Regions from separate parts of the Homo sapiens genome. Here region 1 is linked to region 2. Evidence: read pairs that join two places in POLR2A ChIA-PET (ENCODE). Cell type or tissue: PC-3. All regions are shown on one strand. Links, peaks and the distances in the headings refer to the core of each region. The heading gives the core; the rest is flanking DNA. Region 1 overlaps LTBP1 (latent transforming growth factor beta binding protein 1). Region 2 overlaps RASGRP3 (RAS guanyl releasing protein 3).

Region 1 (8,000 bases), core at 1-8,000, 110 kb before region 2:
TGCATTCCAGCATGGGTGGCAGAGCAAGACCCTTTTTTTTTTTTTTTTTTTTTTGAGACGGAGTCTCGCTCTATCACCCAGGCTGGAGTGCAGTGGTGCAATTTCGGCTCACTGCAACCTCTGCCTCCTAGGTTCAAGCGATTCTCCTGCCTCAGCCTCCTGAGTAGCTGGGACTATAGGTACGTGCCACCATGCCCAGCTAATTTTGTATTTTTAGTAGAGACAGGGTTTCACCATGTTGGCCAGGATAGTCTCCATCTCTTGATCTCGTGATCCACCCACCTTGACCTGCGTCATGAGCCACCATGCCCGGCCGACAGTTTCTTTAAAAATAAGTACCAGAATTAATTCATTTTTAACATCTCCTCTAGATCACAACTGTGGCTTCAATATAAAATATGGAACAAGTCTGTCTTTCAGATGTACAACAAATGTATATAAAAAATAATGGGAGAAGATGACCTCAGCTCTTGAAACTTGTAAACATTTCAGCAATCTTGCTCTCGCAAAGAAATCCTTAATTCTGCGTTTTCAAACTTTAAGCAGAACTGACAGCCATTTGTGCTCTCTCTGTTTGAAGTAGTTCTTTTCTTTTGAGTCAAGAATCTTTTTCCAGGTTCGGCTATTTCCTTAATGAAATTAATATTTCACACAGAATGGTTTCATGCAAAAGTGCTGGGACGCCTGGAGTCTGGATGTTGTTCCTGGAATGCTTCCACATAAGGAGAATTTTAGACAGGGGCAGCCAGAATCCTACCCTATCCAGTGGTTCAAGGTCTTTTCTGGCCTCACGCTTGCTTTGGGCAGTTCTCAGAATGTGTGTGTGCACGTGTGCACATGCATACACACACACCTTTGATTCGTCACCCTCATTCCTCCAGTCATTTAAGTAGGAGCTGATAAAAGAAAGCCTTCAGGGTTCACAGTATTGCCTTGGTGGGGTTTTTTTTTTTTGTATGTTGCAAGAATAAACACAATAGGGGAAAATTCCAGGCAAACGTGGCCATTGCCTTGCGCGACAATAGAGGAAAATTCCAGGCAAGTGTGGCCATTGCCTTGCATGACAATAGAGGAAAATTCTAGGCAAGTGTGGCCATTGCCTTGTGTGACTGCCCCACTCATGTCCATCTGGTCCTGGGGCCTGTAGCCTGCCTGCACCTCACAGTCCTAACAGAGCTGTTGACATCCGTGGAGCCCCAGAATTTCACCAACTGCTAGATGTATCTTTGGGAAGTGTATTTTGTGGAACATACTCAGAACATGAGGCTGTCCTTTCTACAGCTTTCCTCCCTAGACCTTCTCAATAACTCTGTTCTTAAATGTAGACAAGAGCCTGGGATCATGAAAAGCATTGAAACCTCAGTAACCCCGGGACAAATGGAGAACCAAAATCCTGTGCACTGGTGGGTCCTTGGGGGAGGAGTAAAGGGGAGTCTAGGAGTCAGGGGGCCGTGGGGCTGACCCAGTGTGGAACAGCAATATGGCCTCAGGAGGTGAAAACCACAGATGGGTCTAGCTGGGGTACAGAGATGGTAAGGACAGGAATTCCAAAGGAGCTGAGATCATTGCAGGGGAGACAAATGTGAAAACTGTACACTCTGGAGCTTCGTTTCTGACTTCAAATCAGGTTCTGCCACATGGCAGCTGTCATGTAACCTCTCTGTGCTTTTGTTTCCTCACTGGTAAAATGGAGATGGTAGAACATAGGATGGTGTGCGTCTTTTAGTGCATCGATGTGTATTAAGTGCTTAGAACAGTATCTGGCATAGAGCAAGCATTATATGACTGGTAGCTGTTGTTATTACCACTACCACGGCTGTTCTTATTATCGTGATTATTATGACTCTCAGCATAGCTATAATGCTATCCATAGAGACTGTAGAGTTATAATCGTGACTACTAAATTTAAGCAGCATCCTTGCCTGGTGCTGTATCATTTTTGGACACCAGAGATATATTTATTCCTGTCTCTAGAGAGCGAAAAAGCACCTCTCTGTCAGAATGACTACTTTCTACTTTAAAAATGTTTTTGATGATAACTCTTGATGGCTTTAGATAAAGCCATCCTTCCAAAAGGCCTGAAGCACTCTCAGATGGCTCCGTTTTGTCAGCCCTTTACTGCTCTGGGATGTGGTCTACCCACTGTTAAGCTAATATTTTTGATCTTCAATTTGGAACCTTAATTATGCTGTACAGCAGTCGTTGTACGTGGATGCATAAAATTCCCATCAAAAGATATTCAGACACTTTCCAGGCTCAGTGGTACGCAGGAGATGGAGACACACGTGGAAGGGTGTGCTGGCAGATTCCCGTTGCTCTGAGCTGCGAGGGGGTGGGGCAGGTGCGAGCTAACAGTGGTGGGGCCTCATGCTGCTTGTCTACTCCTTAGATGACTATGCTCAGCTGTGTAACATCCCCGTGACGGGACGCCGGCAGCCATATGGACGGGACGCCTTGGTTGACTTCAGTGAACAGTATACTCCAGAAGCCGATCCCTACTTCATCCAAGACCGTAAGCAAAATAACCTTGTTCCTTTGATACTAAGTTGTGGTTGAAGATTAATCAGTGGTCCTCAAAATGTAATGGCAACTTGTTAGCAATGCAGCATTTCTGGTCCCACCCCAGACCTGCTGGTCAGAAAGTCTAGGGTGGGACCCAGCCATCTTTGTTTCACAAGGGCAGTCCTTCTGCGTGGGTGAGTCTAAGAACCACTGCATCATTCGTGAGCCGAGATCACACCACTGCACTCCAGCCTGGGCAACACAATGAGACCCTATCTCAAAACAAACAAAAAGAACCATTGCATTTGATGAATAGTCTTGCTGGTGGGGATACTGTTATATTTACTTTTCTTAAAGTTTTGAGATGGAGTCTCGCTGTGTCACCCAGGCTGGAGTGCAGTGGCACGATCTCAGCTCACTGCAACCTCCACCTCCCGGATTCAAGCGATTCTGCTGCCTCAGCCTCCCAAGTAGCTGGGATTGCAGGCACGCACCACCATGCCCGGCTAAATTTTGTATTGTTAGTAGAGACTGGGTTTCACCATGTTGGTCAGGCTCTTCTTGAACTCCTGACCTTGTAATCCATCCATCTTGGCCTCCCAAAGTGCTGGGATTACAGGCATGAGTCACCGTGCCCTGCCTATCATTATAATTTCTATAACAAAATCATTTCTCTTCTCTTTAAGTGGTGGACTAGTTTGAGGGCCAAGGTTTCCATGAGAGCCCAGTTGTATTGCAGCCTTTTTTTCCTACAGGGAAATGCAAATGTTAACTGTACAAGTTGATCATTATTATAAGTGTTTTAGAGTAGGAGGTAAGAGAAGAATTGCCCTTTTGGTCAGAAATGACTTTTTAAAATACATTGGTGAGGGGATTTATGGAGTAAGAAATAATGTGTGCCAACTTTTCCTGGATTAGTGAGCACAGCTTTCATGGGGGAGGTGGGAGTGTGTATCTGCAAATTGTGATCCCCTTTAGAACGTAAATGTTGTGTGAGGAAGCCTACAAACACACAAGCTCAAATCAGACTTTTCAAATACAGACAATTTGAAGTCTGAAACAGCAGGAGGTCCACAATGAAATATTAGTAGATAGTAGATAGTCTCACTTCAAGAACGAGAACAGGAAAACGCCCATTTTGAGAGCCTCGTCCACAGCTCACAGAGGGGCCATCCTCACGTGTAGCTTCACCACAAATTTTTTTTTTTTTGAGATAGGGTCTCGCTCTGTTGCCCAGGCTGGAGTGCAGTGCCATGATCACAGCTCACTGCAACTCTGCCTCCTGGGCTCAAGCGATCCTCCCACCCCAGTCTCCCGAGAAGCTGGGACTACAGGCACGTGCCACTATGTGCAGCTAATTTTTGTATTTTTTCCGTAGAGATGGGGGGTTTCACCATGTTGTCCAGGCTGGTCTCGAACTCCTGGACTCAAGTGATTCATCCGCCTCGGCCTCCCAAAGTGCTTATAGGTGTGAGCCACCATGCCTGGCCTGCACCACATTTTTAAGATAGGTAATTGCTGCCGACCGAGGAGTTTGACTTAGGACTTTAGAGAAAAATGCAGTGAAGCTTTTTTCTGTCCTGGGCCCTGTCACCTGTGCACGAAGCGTCCTAGCCAGGACCCAGTTCTGGGGCAACAGCATGAGATTTCTAGCTGAATTTAGGATCTATTTCAGTTCTGCATCAAGAGCTTTTATTTTTTTTTTCCTTCTCTTCTCTTTCTCTTTTCCCTTTCTCTCCCTTCTTCATTCCCTCCTTGTCCTTCCTTCCCCTCCACCTTTTTTTTTTTGAAGGATGTAGTGTATTGATCATCTGGTAGAATTAAAAATGTTTTAAAATGTCCATGATAAGAACATTCTATTAATCCAGCTAGGCTGCTTAACACACGCCTGTGTAACTCCCACCCAGGCCAGGAGCAGTGCCAGCCTCCAGAAGGCCCCTGGTGCCTTTTCCCACCCCCCTCCCTAGGGTAACCACTATCCTGACTCCTAACACCATAGATGAACAACACTCTTTCTTTTCATCCACAGCACATAACCATGCAGCTCTTTATGAAATGGACCAGAATGCACTCACAGCTACAAGACTGTGCACTTAGGGTTTGATGCTTCTCTGTATATGTTACGGGTCAGTAAACGTTTACTTAAGAAAAAAGGAAGGGAGAAGAATTATTAAGGTTGAAAGAAAGCCCAGCTTGCCCCATTAATCAGGAATACCAGGTTAAGTCTATATGCAACTCTGACAATCCCGTGGCTTACAGCTTTCCTCCCTAGACCTCCTCAATAACTCTGTTCTTAGATGTAAGCAAGAGCCTGGGATTATGAAAAGCACTGAAACCTCAGTAACCCCAGGACAAATGGAGAACCAAAATCCCAGGCACTGATGGGTCCTGAGAGTCTAAAAGTCAGAAGCCTCTATGGCATTATAGTTTGGATTCCAGGAATTTTCATGTTGAAATGTCTGGCTTATGTACCTTCTTTTTAATGCTGGCATTGCTTTAAAGCTCTTTTTTTTAATTAACTACACATGTTAAGAAATAAACATGTTGGTGTCACATCAATCTCTTATTTAGCAACATAGGAAATTGAGATGCAGTTCCAAGACCTCCAGCTTGGACGATGTAATGGCCTTTACATTTCTTACAAGTTGCAGAGAAATATTTCCCCCTTCCCAGCCAGTTTTCTGACCTCCAGCAAGGGCTTTTGGAGCCTGCTGCAAAAATGATTGTGTTGGGTAGATAGTAACATAGACGGAGGCTGAGTGAGGTTTCTTATCGCCTTTATGGTTCACCATCTCTGTTACCTTTAGGGAGAGCAGTACTTCTAAAACTGGAATTTGCTTGAGCAGAGAATAGGCAAACATTTGCCCTTTATAAGGGCCAGGTAGTATTTTTTTTTTTTCTTTTTTGAGACAGAGTCTTCCTCTCTTGCATAGGCTGGAGTGCAACGGTGCAATCTTGGCTCACTGCAACCTCCACTTCCTGGGTTCAAGTGATTGTCCTGCCTCAGCCTCCTGAGTAGCCCTGGGATTATAGGCATGCACCACCATGCCCGACTAATTTTTGCATTTTTAGTAGAGATGGAGTTTCACCACGTTGGCCAGGGTGGTCTTGAACTCCTAACCTTGTGATCCACCTGCCTTGGCCTTCCAAAGTGCTGGGATTAAAGGTGTGAGACACCGCACCGAGCCCAGATGGTAAAATTTGTAGGCTTTGCAGGTCATGTGGTTTCTGTTGTAGGTATTCAACTCTACTGTAGTTTCACAAAAGCAGCCCTAGATAGCACAGCAGCAAATGGGCGTGGCTGGGTTTATTTACAAAAATAGGTAGCAGGCCAGATTTGGACCAGAGACTGTAGTGTCCTGACCTGTTTTAGAGTCCTGCAGAAGTATTTTGGGGAGCCTGCCTGATGTGTGGGGAGTTTCAAGTTTTACTTTTTATGTTTTAATTTCTGTAATAATAAAAAAGGTATTAGATATGAAGTAGAAATCATTTTGCTGTGATACATGGGATCTGAAAATATTGTCGTAGATTAAGTCTTTATTTTGTGTGTTTCTTAACTGGCTTTGAGTATGTGGTGTCACTTTTTTTTTTTTTTAAATTGGGGTCTCACTATATTGCCCAGGCTGGTCTTCACCCCATGAGCTGAGGAGATTCTCCTGCCTCAGCCTCCTGAGTAGCTGGGACTCTTGTTCTCCTTTAAAGTTTTAAAATGGGCCTGCCATGGATGTATTACTCAATTTTTTTTTTATGGTACAAATTTTTTTAACTTTTAGGTTCAGGGGTACATATAAAGGTTTGTTACATAGGCAACATGTCATGGGGGTTAGTGGTACAGATTATTACATCACCTAGGTGTGAAGCCCAGTACCCAATAGTTATTACCTTTTCTGCTTCCCTCCTCCCACCCTCCACTAGTGTCTGTTGTTTCCTTCTTCTTCTTTTTTTTTTTTTTTTTTTTTTTTTGTGGTATTTGGTTATATGAGTAAGTTCTTTTTTTAAATTTTTTAAATTATACTTTAAGTTTTAGGGTACATGTGCACAACGTGCAGTTTTGTTACATATGTATACATGTGTCATGTCGGTGTGCTGCACCCATTAACTCATCATTTACATTAGGTATATCTCCTAAAGCTATCCCTCCCCCCTCCCCCAACCCCGCGAAAGGCCCTGGTGTGTGATGTTCCCCATCCTGTGTCCAAGTGTTCTCATTGTTCAATTCCCACCTATGAGTGAGAACATGCGGTGTTTGGTTTTCTGTCCTTGCAATAGTTTGCTGAGAATGATGGTTTTCAGCTTCATCCATGTCCCTACAAAGGACATGAACTCATCATTTTTTATGGCTGCATAGCATTCCATGGTGTATATGTGCCACATTTTCTTAATCCAGTCTATTATTGATGGACATTTGGGTTGGTTCCAAGTCTTTGCTATTGTGAATAGTGCCACAGTAAGCATACATGTGCATGTGTCTTTATAGCAGCATGATTTATAAACCTTTGGGTATATACCCAGTAATGGGATGACTGGGTCAAATGGTATTTCTAGTTCTAGATCCTTGAGGAATCGCCACACTGTCTTCCACAATGGTTGAACTAGTTTACAGTCCCACCAACAGTGTAAAAGTGTTCCTATTTCTCCACATCCTCTCCAGCACCTGTTGTTTCCTGACTTTTTAATGATCGCCATTGTAATTGGTGTGAGATGGTATCTCATTGTGGTTTTGATTTGCATTCCTCTGATGGCCAGTGATGATGAGCATTTTTTCATGTGTCTTTTGGCTGCATAAATGTCTTCTTTTGAGAAGTGTCTGTTCATATCCTTCTCCCACTTTTTGATGGGGTTGTTTGATTTTTTTTCTTGTAAATTTGTCTAAGTTCTTTGTAGATTCTGGATATTAGCCCTTTTGTCAGATGGGTAGATTGTAAAAATTTTCTCCCATTCTGTAGGTTGCCTGTTCACTCTGATGGTAGTTTCTTTTGCTATGCAGAAGCTTTTTAGTCTAATTAGATCCCATTTGTCAATTTTGGTTTTTGTTGCCATTGCTCTTGGTGTTTTAGACATGAAGTCCTTGCCCCTGCCTATGTCCTGAATGGTATTGCCTAGGTTTTATTCTAGGGTTTTTATGGTTTTAGGTCTAACATGTAAGTCTTTAATCCATCTTGAATTAATTTTTGTATAATTTTGTAAGGAAGGGATCCAGTTTCAGCTTTCTACATATGGCTAGCCAGTTTTCCCAGCACCATAGCACCATTTATTAAATAGGAAATCCTTTCCCCATTTCTTGTTTTTGTCAGATTTGTCAAAGATCAGATGGTTGTAGATGTGTGGTATTATTTCTGAGGGCTCTGTTCCGTTCCATTGGTCTGTATCTGTGTTTTGGTACGAGCATCATGCTGTTTTGGTTACTGTAGCCTTGTAGTATAGTTTGAAGTCAGGTAGCATGATGCCTCCAGCTTTGTTCTTTTGGCTTAGGATTGTCTTGGCAATGCAGGCTCTTT
Region 2 (10,290 bases), core at 1,214-9,213:
TCTGAGCCATTGCCATGGCGCTAAATGCTGCTTACCTGGTGATAAATCCCAATTGTAAATTGCATCTCAGATCTTTCCCTGGAGCTCCAAATTGTATATGTAACTGCAACTCAAGATCCACACATAGAGTTTCTCATCTGGCCTGTTTAGTTCACTGCCGGATACCCAGGCCCTGGCATAATGTCTGGAAGGTAGAGACGTATTTGTTGAGCCAGTAAAGAATGATTTGGATACTGGGCCTAAAACAGATACATTTTTTTCTGTGACAAGGTAAGAGTTAGCTGCTTTTGTTGTCAGAGTTACACTTTTATTAGATTAAAAGATAACATTTAGAGCAGGCACGGTGGTTCATGCCTGTAATCCCAGCACTTTGGGAGGCCGAGGCAGGCGGATTGCTTGAGGCCGGGAGTTTGAGACCAGCCTGGCCAACATAGGGAAACCTCGTCTCTACTAAAAATACAAAAATTAGCTGGTGTGGTGGTGCATTGCCTATTGTCCCAGCTATTTGGGGGGCTGAGGCAGGAGACTCACTTGAACCTGGGAGGCAGAGGTTGCAGTGAGCCGAGATCGTGCCACTACACTCCAGCCTGGGGCAACAGAGTGAGACTGTGTCTCAAAAAAATTAAAAATAAAAAAAGTAAAACTTAATTGTCACCCAGAAAAAAAAAAGAAACAAGATACTGTTTAATAACTGCTTACTGGTTGATGGATAGATTGATTAATCAATTGGAAATGTATTAATACTTAATCTTTTTGTATTCCAACTTATTTATTTATAACATAGAAATAATGCTATTATTTGCCAAATCATTTTAAAGGACAAAGGTAATTGCTTTTTAATATCCTGTGGAGAAAGACATTAACTACATACAAAATTGCACACAAGATGGTGTAGAGATTGCATGTATTATCAGTTTCCTTAGTCTGGAGACTGCATTGCGTTTGCATCTGAACTCTTGTGGTTTGTGAGCCAACAAAATATCATCAGTCCTCATTGTTATAAGTTTTATTTGAAAGCTACCATTGGATAGTGTTTTTGTGATGTGGCTAGAATTATATAATTGTCTATGCAGCCTCGCAGCCATCTCTCAGCTGCCCTGCACTGAGAGGTGCCAGGTGAGGCTGGTGGACAGCACAGCACAGCAGCCCGTGGCTGAGGCTTAGGCTAGGGCACAATGGACTTTCTGGCATCTGGCCAAGGTGCTGAAGGGTAACGGGGGTGAACAAAGTGGAGTAGGAAGCAACTTCATGGGCAGGAGTCAGGAGTAGTAGTTCTAGACCTGGACAGGATCATAGGTACTTCTGCAAAAGAGAAAACCTGTTTTCAGAATTGAATGTTCAGCCTGAGGTTGCTCATGGAATCTTGGGAGGAGATGAAAATTTCAGTATCTTAAATTTTTGTGACTCCAAACAACTGATGGTGAGAATCAGGAGGTGAAGTTATTTTTCCTCTCCTTTTGCATTGGGCAAGTCCATTTGCTTTAAGGTAATAAAAAATGACATCGAGTGGTAGAAACTCAGGAATTTTGATTTCCCTTTGTCTTCTTCAGAAATCCTCTGGGGCAATTGACCTTTGTGTGTTTGAGTAAAGGTTATGAAACTTTTATTACAGACCTGCTTCGAGCCCCCAAGGAAGGCTATGGGCCTTTATCCTAGAAAGAAGCCCATGGACACAAATACACAAAATTCTGTGTGTGATTTCAGGATTGTATAGATCTCCAGTCCTTGGTTGAGAGCCTAGATGTGGACTGAATTTTGTACCCCCCAGCATCCATATGTTGAAGCTCTAACCCCCAATATGACTGTGTTTGAAGATAGAGCCTATAAGGAGGTAATTACGGTTAAACAAGGTCACAAGAGTGGGGCTGTAATTTCTGATAGGGCTGGTGTCCTTATAAGAGGAAGGGACACCAGGCTTCTCTTTCTGTGCCATGTGAGAACACAGGAAGAAGGTGGCCATCTGCAAGCCAGAAAGAGAGTCCTCACAGGGACTTCTCAGCCTCCAGAGCTGTGAGAAATAAATTTCTGTTATTTAAGCCATCCAGTCTGTGGTGTTTTGTTATACCAGCTTGTTAAGACAGGCCTCTACCCTGGAAGCTGCCCTGGCCCGTAATGTAGCTGTGCTCATGCTTACCGATCCATGGAGGCATCAGGATGGGGAGGGGAACATTCTAGTGAGCAAATGTTCTGGGGACATGTATGGGAGCCTTGGTGCACCGAAGTAGGTCAGCCAGTAGTACCACGCCTGGCTCGCTCTGCCCAGGCTTCATGAGTCTGCAGTGACAGGGTGAAGTATAAAGGTCATCCAGAAGAATGATGTGCCATCATGCTGAGTGTGTACCTCTTCTTTAGGTGTTCATTTCACTGGGCAGGTTGTCTACCAGAACCAAGGGGCCTCTTTGAATTTTCTTTCAAGCTATTAATAAGAGGCATGCATCCTCCTAGACACAATCATCCATTTAGTAAAATAGGTAAGTATCTCCCCATGGCTAAAATTGGAGCTACCTGAGCCCTAAACAACTGACAATGTGGGAAGCATTTGCTCCAGACGAATCCACTTATCCCATCCCTATCCTTCTTGAGAAAGCTGCCATTGTCTGATGTGGGTAGAATCTGGGGACAACAACAGTGAGAGGTGCGGTATGCAGACTAGCTGGTCCAACACCTGGGAGAGCAGGGGCAGAGTCCCTAGTGGTGCTGTCAGAGTGAGTCTGGACTGGGCAGAGGAGTACTTGAAAGTCTTTTCTGGAAGAGTTAAAAAGAGAAGCCAAGGTTTGAGTGGCTAAAAGAAACCAGCAAAATCTGTGGGATTCAATGTGACAGGAGTAAATGAACAGTGTCAGGACCCAAGTGTTGGAGCCAGAGAACCAATGGTTTGTGCCAAGACCCATTTAGAGTTCCCAGCTCCACCTTCTCAAGCTTACCTCCACCAAGTCACCTTCACCCATCTCACAGACATCCAGACCTGCTTGAGATGCCCGGCACCCAACAGCCAGGGATTAGAGCTTTTTATTGAAATCCCTGCTATCATTTTAGACCAAGTTCCTGAATGAATAAAAAAAAAAATCTTTTGACAAGGAGAGATGATCAGATTGAAATAATCTTTACAAAATTAAAAAAAATAGGTGCCCTCAAAATCAGACCAGTGAGAAGAAATTCCATGACTGGTGATAGCATATAGCTGTTTCATTTCTCCGTATCAAAATGGCCAAAGGGTGGCTTCGTGTCAGAAGACCCAGATGTTTTTAAAGCAAATGCATTAGTTCAAAATCAGCCTACTGCCTCATATACTTTTTATGTCTTAGAGACCCCAGTATGAGTCTGGATTCTATAGAAGCTCACTATGATGGAATATTTTCCTTTCTTTTACTAACTCACTATTTACAACTTAGGCAAATCACCTTATCATTTTGGCCTTGGGGCTCTCCTTTATAGAATGAGGTAGTTAAACTGGCAACTAAGTAAAAAAATCCCCTTGAAAAGTGGACATATTCTGTGTCGCCTACTAGCACAACCTCTTTCTCTGTTGGAGCTACGGTTTTCTCTGAGTAGACTAAAAACACTATCAGAAGACGTGAATGACCAAGATGATGAAACCAGGTGCTTAGAGACCAAGGCTCGCAGCTGCACTGATCAGTAAATAACGCTTCCCTGGTTTCTGGTTTTCCTTTTTAGAGTAATAAACAACAACAAAAGTAGAGTACCGGTTCAACTTGTGTAGTCACTAATTATACAAGTGACTCATTCTAAGGGCTAGAAATTATCCTACAGGAAATTATCCCAAAGGGTCTACCGTGATGAATATCTGTGATTTCCTTGAGTCTGACATGGAAAAGTAAGCTGTGACTCGTAGTCAACAAATCCAAACCAACCTAGAGAGGAAGTGGGAGAGAGTGAAACTATATACTCACTATAGTGTGTGGAATCTGAAAATGTTTGCCTCTAAGCACGAATAGGTACATATTTTTTTCTCAGGTAGCCCAACGTACATTCTAGTTTCTCTAAATCTTTACAAAGTAAAGTATTGAGGGGGCATTGGCACCCAGTCCCATGCTCTTTAGAAATCATTAATGACTATTTTGCTGATTTTGAGAACTTTTTCTATTAATATAAAAGAATAAACCAGAAATCTGAGGAAACTCTAAAACTTGAAGGCAATCTAGACATTTAGAGGATATTACAAGTGGAAATAAATACTAATGTCTTAGACTAACCAAGCTTGACAAATGCTGCAGAAATCTCCAAATTTACTTTCTTGTTCAGGCAAGAGGTGAAATTTGTCTTGCAATTTGAAATTACGTTTAGAGTAAACATGTGTCAGAAGGCTTAAGTAAGCATAGTAACTGTCTTGTCATTCTTCCTTGTCCACTCCACAAACAGTAACATTCCAAAGATCTGCACTTTGAAAGATCCTCCTTAGCTTTTGCATCTGTGGTGTCAGTAGGTAGCCCAGTGAGTCTGAGGTAGGGCTTGTAAGTGCAGATGTCTACAGCAGCAATCCCTAACACTTTTGGCACAAGGGACAGATTTCGTGGAAGACTGTTTTTCCACAGACAGGGCAGGGGCTGGGGGTTGGGAAGATGGTTTGGGGATGAAACTGTTCCACCTCAGATCATCAGGCAGTAATTCGATTTTCATAAGGAGCATATAACTTAGATTCATTGTTTGTGTAGTTCACAATAGGGTTTGTGGTCCTGTGAGAATCTAACGCCGCAGCTCATCTGACAGGAGGGAGAGCTCAGGCAGTAATGTTCCCTCACCCGCATTCACCTCCTGCCGGGCAGCTTGGTTCCTAACAGGCCATGGACCAGGCCATGGCCCAGGGGTTGGGGACCCCTGGTTTACAGGACCAGGAAGATATTATAATGATGTAATGAGTGAAATGAATTAGGAATAAGAAAAATTCTGGACGAGGCATGGTGCCTCATGCTTGTAATCCCAGCACTCTGGGAGGCTGAGGCAGAAGGACTGCTTGAGCCCAGGAATCTGAGACCAGTCAGGGAAACATAATGAGACTTCATCTCTTAAAATAAAAAAAGAACAATTCTTTCTCCGTTTGGAACAAGTGATAGTTCACTTTCCTCTTAAATCTACTGAAAGAGAAAAGGCACATAGTGGGATGGTAAATGGTAATGTCACTTGGTCTCAACTTGGGGAGACAGCCGAAGGTAGGAGGGACTTTGGGGAACTGGGAGTCAGTCAGTTGCTGCTCAGCTCCATCCAAATGTTGCCTCATGGGGATGCAGCCCTAAAATGAGCAGAACCAATTTTTCCACAAGAATCTAGAAAACTGGATTTTTAAAGTAAAGGTTCAGATTTGTACATTTGCACAATTAATTCAAAATTTTTGAAACTTTGTAAGAGCCAATCCTGTATGGCCCTAACAAAAAATATACATCTAGGGGCTAAATCTGTTTATAACCTGTAGTTGCTGAGTGAGGTAGAACTTATTAGCTTGCACCATCTTCGATTTGGAGAAAGGACAAAGATTCATGGTTCATTATTTGTATGTCTTTAAATAGGCTTTATCAGATAAAGAGAAAAAAGTTTAAAAAGCAAGGCATTTGAGGACAAGATTTATAGTGTGTGGACAGGAACTCTGCTCTTGCATTTCATTCCTATAACATCAGAGCCAGAGTTCTTGGGTTAATACAGAATGCGTGATTTTATTTTAGGATCCACAGCACAATGAAGTAAGATATTGCTGATGTCAGGCTTATGGCATCTATAGTCATCTTGCTGTGAATATGGTCCTTAATAAAGAATTCATTAGAATGTTTCAGATAGGGCCTATGTTACAACAAAGATATGGAGATCTGGATATATCTAGATGACATGAGGAATTTTCTAGTTGTCAAAAAATAAATGTTTGGGCTGGGCACAGTGGCTCACACCTGTAATCCCAGCACTTTGGGAGGCTGAGGTGGGTGGATCACTTGAGGTTAGGAGTTCAAGACCAGCCTGGGCAACATAGTGAAATCCTGTCTCTACCAAAAAATACAAAAATTAGCAAGGTGTGGCGGCGCATGCCTGTAGTCCCAACTACTCAGAAGGCTGAGATGGGAGAATCACTTGAATCCAGGAGGCAGAGGTTGCAGTGAGCCAAGATTGCACCACTTCACTCCAGCCTGGGTGACAGAGTGAGAACTTATCTTAAAAAGAAAACAAAACAAACCAACAAAAAAAACAAACCCCTACTCCCATCACATTGCTTTAGATGCATGAAAGCAATACGTTTTGGGTCTTGAGTATTTCTTGACATTTCAAGTGTAAATACAGCTTTAGATACTTCAGCATTTTTTTCCTACTCATTGATTAATGGTAGCTTTTTTTCTTTTTCTCCCAATTCAAGTACGTAGTAATAAGTTAATGTGAGATTTGTACATTTTAATTTGTATTTTTCTGTTTTAATAATATAATAAAATATTTTGTGTTGCATTTAGTAGTAAAGAAGTATCTTTTTACCTAAATGCTTGGTGAATACTTTCAAGTTTTGTATGATTAATAGTTAAAGGGTGCTAAGATAAATAAATATATACATGCTCTGTTTCCTGAACTGGAGATTAGAAACAAAGTTTGAAAAGAAGCCAGTAGACATGAGATATTGTGGTGAGATAAAGATTGGCAAGGGTCTAAAACTGTGAACTTGCAGACTTGTGAAATCCCCACAAATTACCACAGAAGCTGATGAGGTTCTCTTTTTAATTTTAGTCCCAGCTTGGTTTCAGTTACTATTTCAACTCTTCAGCATCCTTATTATGACTAGTAGATCTGTTAGCAAAACTGCTGGTGGAAAAGTTTTTGTGTAATATCCACTCCCCCAAATTGTTTTAGGGACATTAATCACCTGACATGCATTTATTTTCATTCTACAGAAGAATAAATGCAATGTCCAGACTTGGATCCCATTCAAGATTCATTGGTCTATTACTGACATTTCTAAATGTATCTACTGAAATCTCCTGCTCTTTAACCTCTTTGCAGGAAGATATGTGTCTTTGTATTCCCTTGAGTACTTTCGGTATGTGTTTAATAAATACTTCTTAAAAATTAGATTGTAAATTGATCAATAAAGATATCATTGAATGGTTTGGGTGGTATGCCCAGAGACAGCTAGTTTTAATCTACCAAAATAATGAATAATACAGAGTAAGAAGCATATTATAGAATTTTCATTTAAGAAAATATGGACTAAGTCATAGAAGAAATGGGATTTAAACTAGTTCTCATTTCATGATACAGATTTCTGGCCTACACTGCCTTTTTCCCCTCCCTTTCTCCAGCCCTTCTTTCCTTTCTCCAGCCCTTCTTTCCTTTCTCCCTTCTCTCTTTCTTTCCTTTCTTTGCAAAATGGGTATATGTAGGTAAAATGTATGTGGCTTATGAATTTGAGAGGAGTGACAGAAATAGGAATCATTGCATCCCTCAGTAGAGGGCACTTTTTGGTCCCTTACCAAGAAAATAATAACAGCAGCTAACACTCATTGAGGGCATACTATGTGGCAGTTAATAAGCACTTTACCTGTTATTAACTTACTTAGTTCTCATAACAACCCTACAACACAGACATTATTATTATTCTATCATACAGTTAAAGATACAGACACACAGTAAATTAAATAACTTACCCCCAAACCACACAGTTAGAAAGTTCAAGAGTTGAATTTGATCCCAGTGGTCTGGCTCTAGAGTCCATGCTCTTTACCATTACATTGTACTTAGAAAAGAACTCAGTAAAGAACGAGTAAAATGTGTAAGGCCAGCAAGGAAGGACTGTGTTGGGTTATGTCACATGGGCTTTCACAGAAGCTTTCATTATGATGTTCAGAACATGATAGTCCCTCTCTCCCCTTCAAAATGGTTTTGAGTGAAAGAATGAACAAATATATACTTTAATCCCAACTTGAAGACCTCACCATCCTCTGAGCATTCCTGATTTTCCATGCCTCCCTGCCTTCTTCAGTGCCATTTTCTCTGTGTGCAGCATTCTCCTTCTTCTCTCTGCCCAGTGCATCCCTGCTTGTGCGGCTAGGCACAGCTCGGTTCTATGAGTCACCTTGTTTTTACCTCTCTCACAACACTTTCGTAATGCCCCTGATCATAACTTCTGTCCATGTGTGCCCCCTCTCTAGATCCTCAAGCCTCCGAGATCACAATCTGTGCCTGACATATGCTTGTACCTCCACCATGGTGTTAATCATAGTGTCTGGCACAGAAATAAGTGTTTATTCAACAGACAAGAAAGTGACTGGAGAAGTATTCACTGTAATTTTATCCTCTTTAACAATCTGTAATACTAAAAATTGGGAAGCATATCTTGAAATTCCACTATGAGCCTGTTAATATAAAAGAAATAAATGTATTCAATAATCAAAAGAGAAACATCAAGACAAGAATAAGGTTAGACTCATCCCCAACCCCCTCCCATTTCTGACCTCTGTTCCTCTCCTAAGATTCACCCCATCCCTGGTCCTAGCCCAATCCTGGACAGTGAGTCCCTCCCTAAGGTGAACCACCTGTCTCCCTGGCTTTGTCCAGACACCTAATCCTCACTCTATACAGTGATTGAAACCCCAGTTTTTGGCCAGGTGCGGTGGCTTAATCTCAGCACTTTGGGAGACCGAGGTGGGTGGATCGCCTGAGCTCAGGAGTTCGAGACCAGCCTGGGCAACATGGTGAAACCCCCATATCTACCAAAAATACAAAAATTAGCTGGGTGTGGTGGTGCGCACATGTGGTCCCAGCTACTCGAAAGGTGAGGTGGGAGAATTGCCTGAACCCAGGAGGTGGAGGTTGCAGTGTGCCAAGATCACGCCACTGCACTCCAGCCTGGGCAACGGAGTGAGACCCGCATCTCAAAACAAAACAAAACCAAAACCAGTTTTTGGTATCTCAATGCACAATGTTAATTAAGTAGCAAAATCTCGGCATTTAAAAAATCTGAAATATTTACATAAATGATTTGACCCAAATCACTTGTAAGGGTCAACTGATTTGGATCAAATCACCTGTGTCTTGAGCTATACTCAGAGAATTACATGCCCCATTAAAATATCAAATCCAAAAAAAAAAAGAGAGGATAAGATTAGAGAAGAAAATTAAAGAAGAAACCAATTTGAAGTGTACAGACCATGTCAAAAGAATATGATGGCAGAGAAAAGTAGTCATATAAAGATATCAGGCACACTTCTGGGCTAGGGGATAGAAAAAATACAGTTTTGTTCTTAAGCCATTGGAGAGACCGACAGAACCATTCAGTAACATAAATTTTACAAAGCTAAAGGAAGTCAGTACACTGAGTGCCAAAATCCACCTGGAAGGGTGAGGAAGGAAGAGGAGAATTCTGGAAAAGGGAGTAGGGGATTGCCAAGCGTAAGTATTGGGAGAGGAGAGACATTCAAAAAAATAAAGAAACAATGTGTGCAAAGCATGGGGTCTGTGAAACCAGAGTTCCCTTTCACAGCAGTATCACATGTGCTGGAGTAAAGAGAGGAAAAAGGAGGGAGGGAATGCAGGGGGCAGGCTTTGTATGCCATGGAAAGGACTTTCTATTTATGTAAGACCACAGGGAACTGTGGAAGAATTTTGGAGACAGGAGTTCCGCAATCAATCTGATAATTTGGAAAGATTGATTTGGGCCCAGGAGAGAGGGGAGATAAACAGGAACTGAGAACCAATATAGAAGTCTGAGAAGTGAGCCATTGCGGTGGGCCAGGGGATACGGGATGACAGCTTGAACCCAGGAGAGGCGGTGGAGATGAAGGGCAGTGGGCGAGGAGAAGAAACAACTGGGAAGTAGGTGATCAGACTTGGGCATGAGGGATGGCAAAAGAGAGTGCTAGGAAATCTAGGGTGAGTCCCAAGTTTCTGGCATGGAATACTGGGAGGCAGGTTGAGCCATAGACCAAGGAAGGAAATATGGGAGATATAGCAGGTTAAAAAAATGAGAAGGAGGTGGGTGCGGTGGCCCACGCCTGTAATCCCAGCACTTTGGGAGGCCGAGGCAGGCGGATCACAAGGTCAGGAGTTTGAGACCAGCCTGGCCAACATGGTGAAACCCCATCTCTAATAAAAATACAAAAAGTAGCCGGACATGGTGGCGCGCACCTGTAATCCCAGCTACTCAGGTGGCTGAGGCAGGAGAATCGCTTGAACCTGGGAGGCGGAGGTTGCAGTGAGCCAAGATCGCACCACTGCACTCCAGCCTGGCAACGGAGCAAGACTCCGTCTCAAAAAAATAAATAAATAAAATAAAGTGCACAGTTCAATGGTATTTAGTGTATTCACAAG

Evidence for each region. Peaks named below come from ENCODE experiments on the same cell type or tissue, not always from the same donor. Only the 100,000 strongest peaks of a DNase experiment are listed, where the experiment ranks them.
Region 1: POLR2A ChIA-PET joins it to region 2 with 10 read pairs; 2 of 35 experiments call an interaction of 5 or more read pairs at or near these places.

Annotation. Positions count from the first base shown.
Region 1 is chr2:33,386,795-33,394,794 of GRCh38, forward strand. It overlaps LTBP1 (latent transforming growth factor beta binding protein 1), which reads left to right. Exons shown (of 34, transcript NM_206943.4): 32 at 2,390-2,512. Among named protein-coding and RNA genes, the nearest start is that of MIR4430, 28 kb to the right of the region's middle. In PC-3, for the core only: no CTCF peak of the experiment used is centred there; no DNase peak of the experiment used is centred there.
Region 2 is chr2:33,490,702-33,500,991 of GRCh38, forward strand. All of the region lies in intron 1 of RASGRP3 (RAS guanyl releasing protein 3), which reads left to right. Among named protein-coding and RNA genes, the nearest start is that of RASGRP3, 19 kb to the left of the region's middle. RefSeq lists enhancers at 3,694-3,813, 4,804-4,953, 6,741-6,790, 7,791-8,050, 8,560-8,709. In PC-3, for the core only: no CTCF peak of the experiment used is centred there; DNase peaks (open chromatin) are centred at 3,820 and 4,380; H3K4me3 peaks cover 1,368 bases; H3K27ac peaks cover 2,453 bases.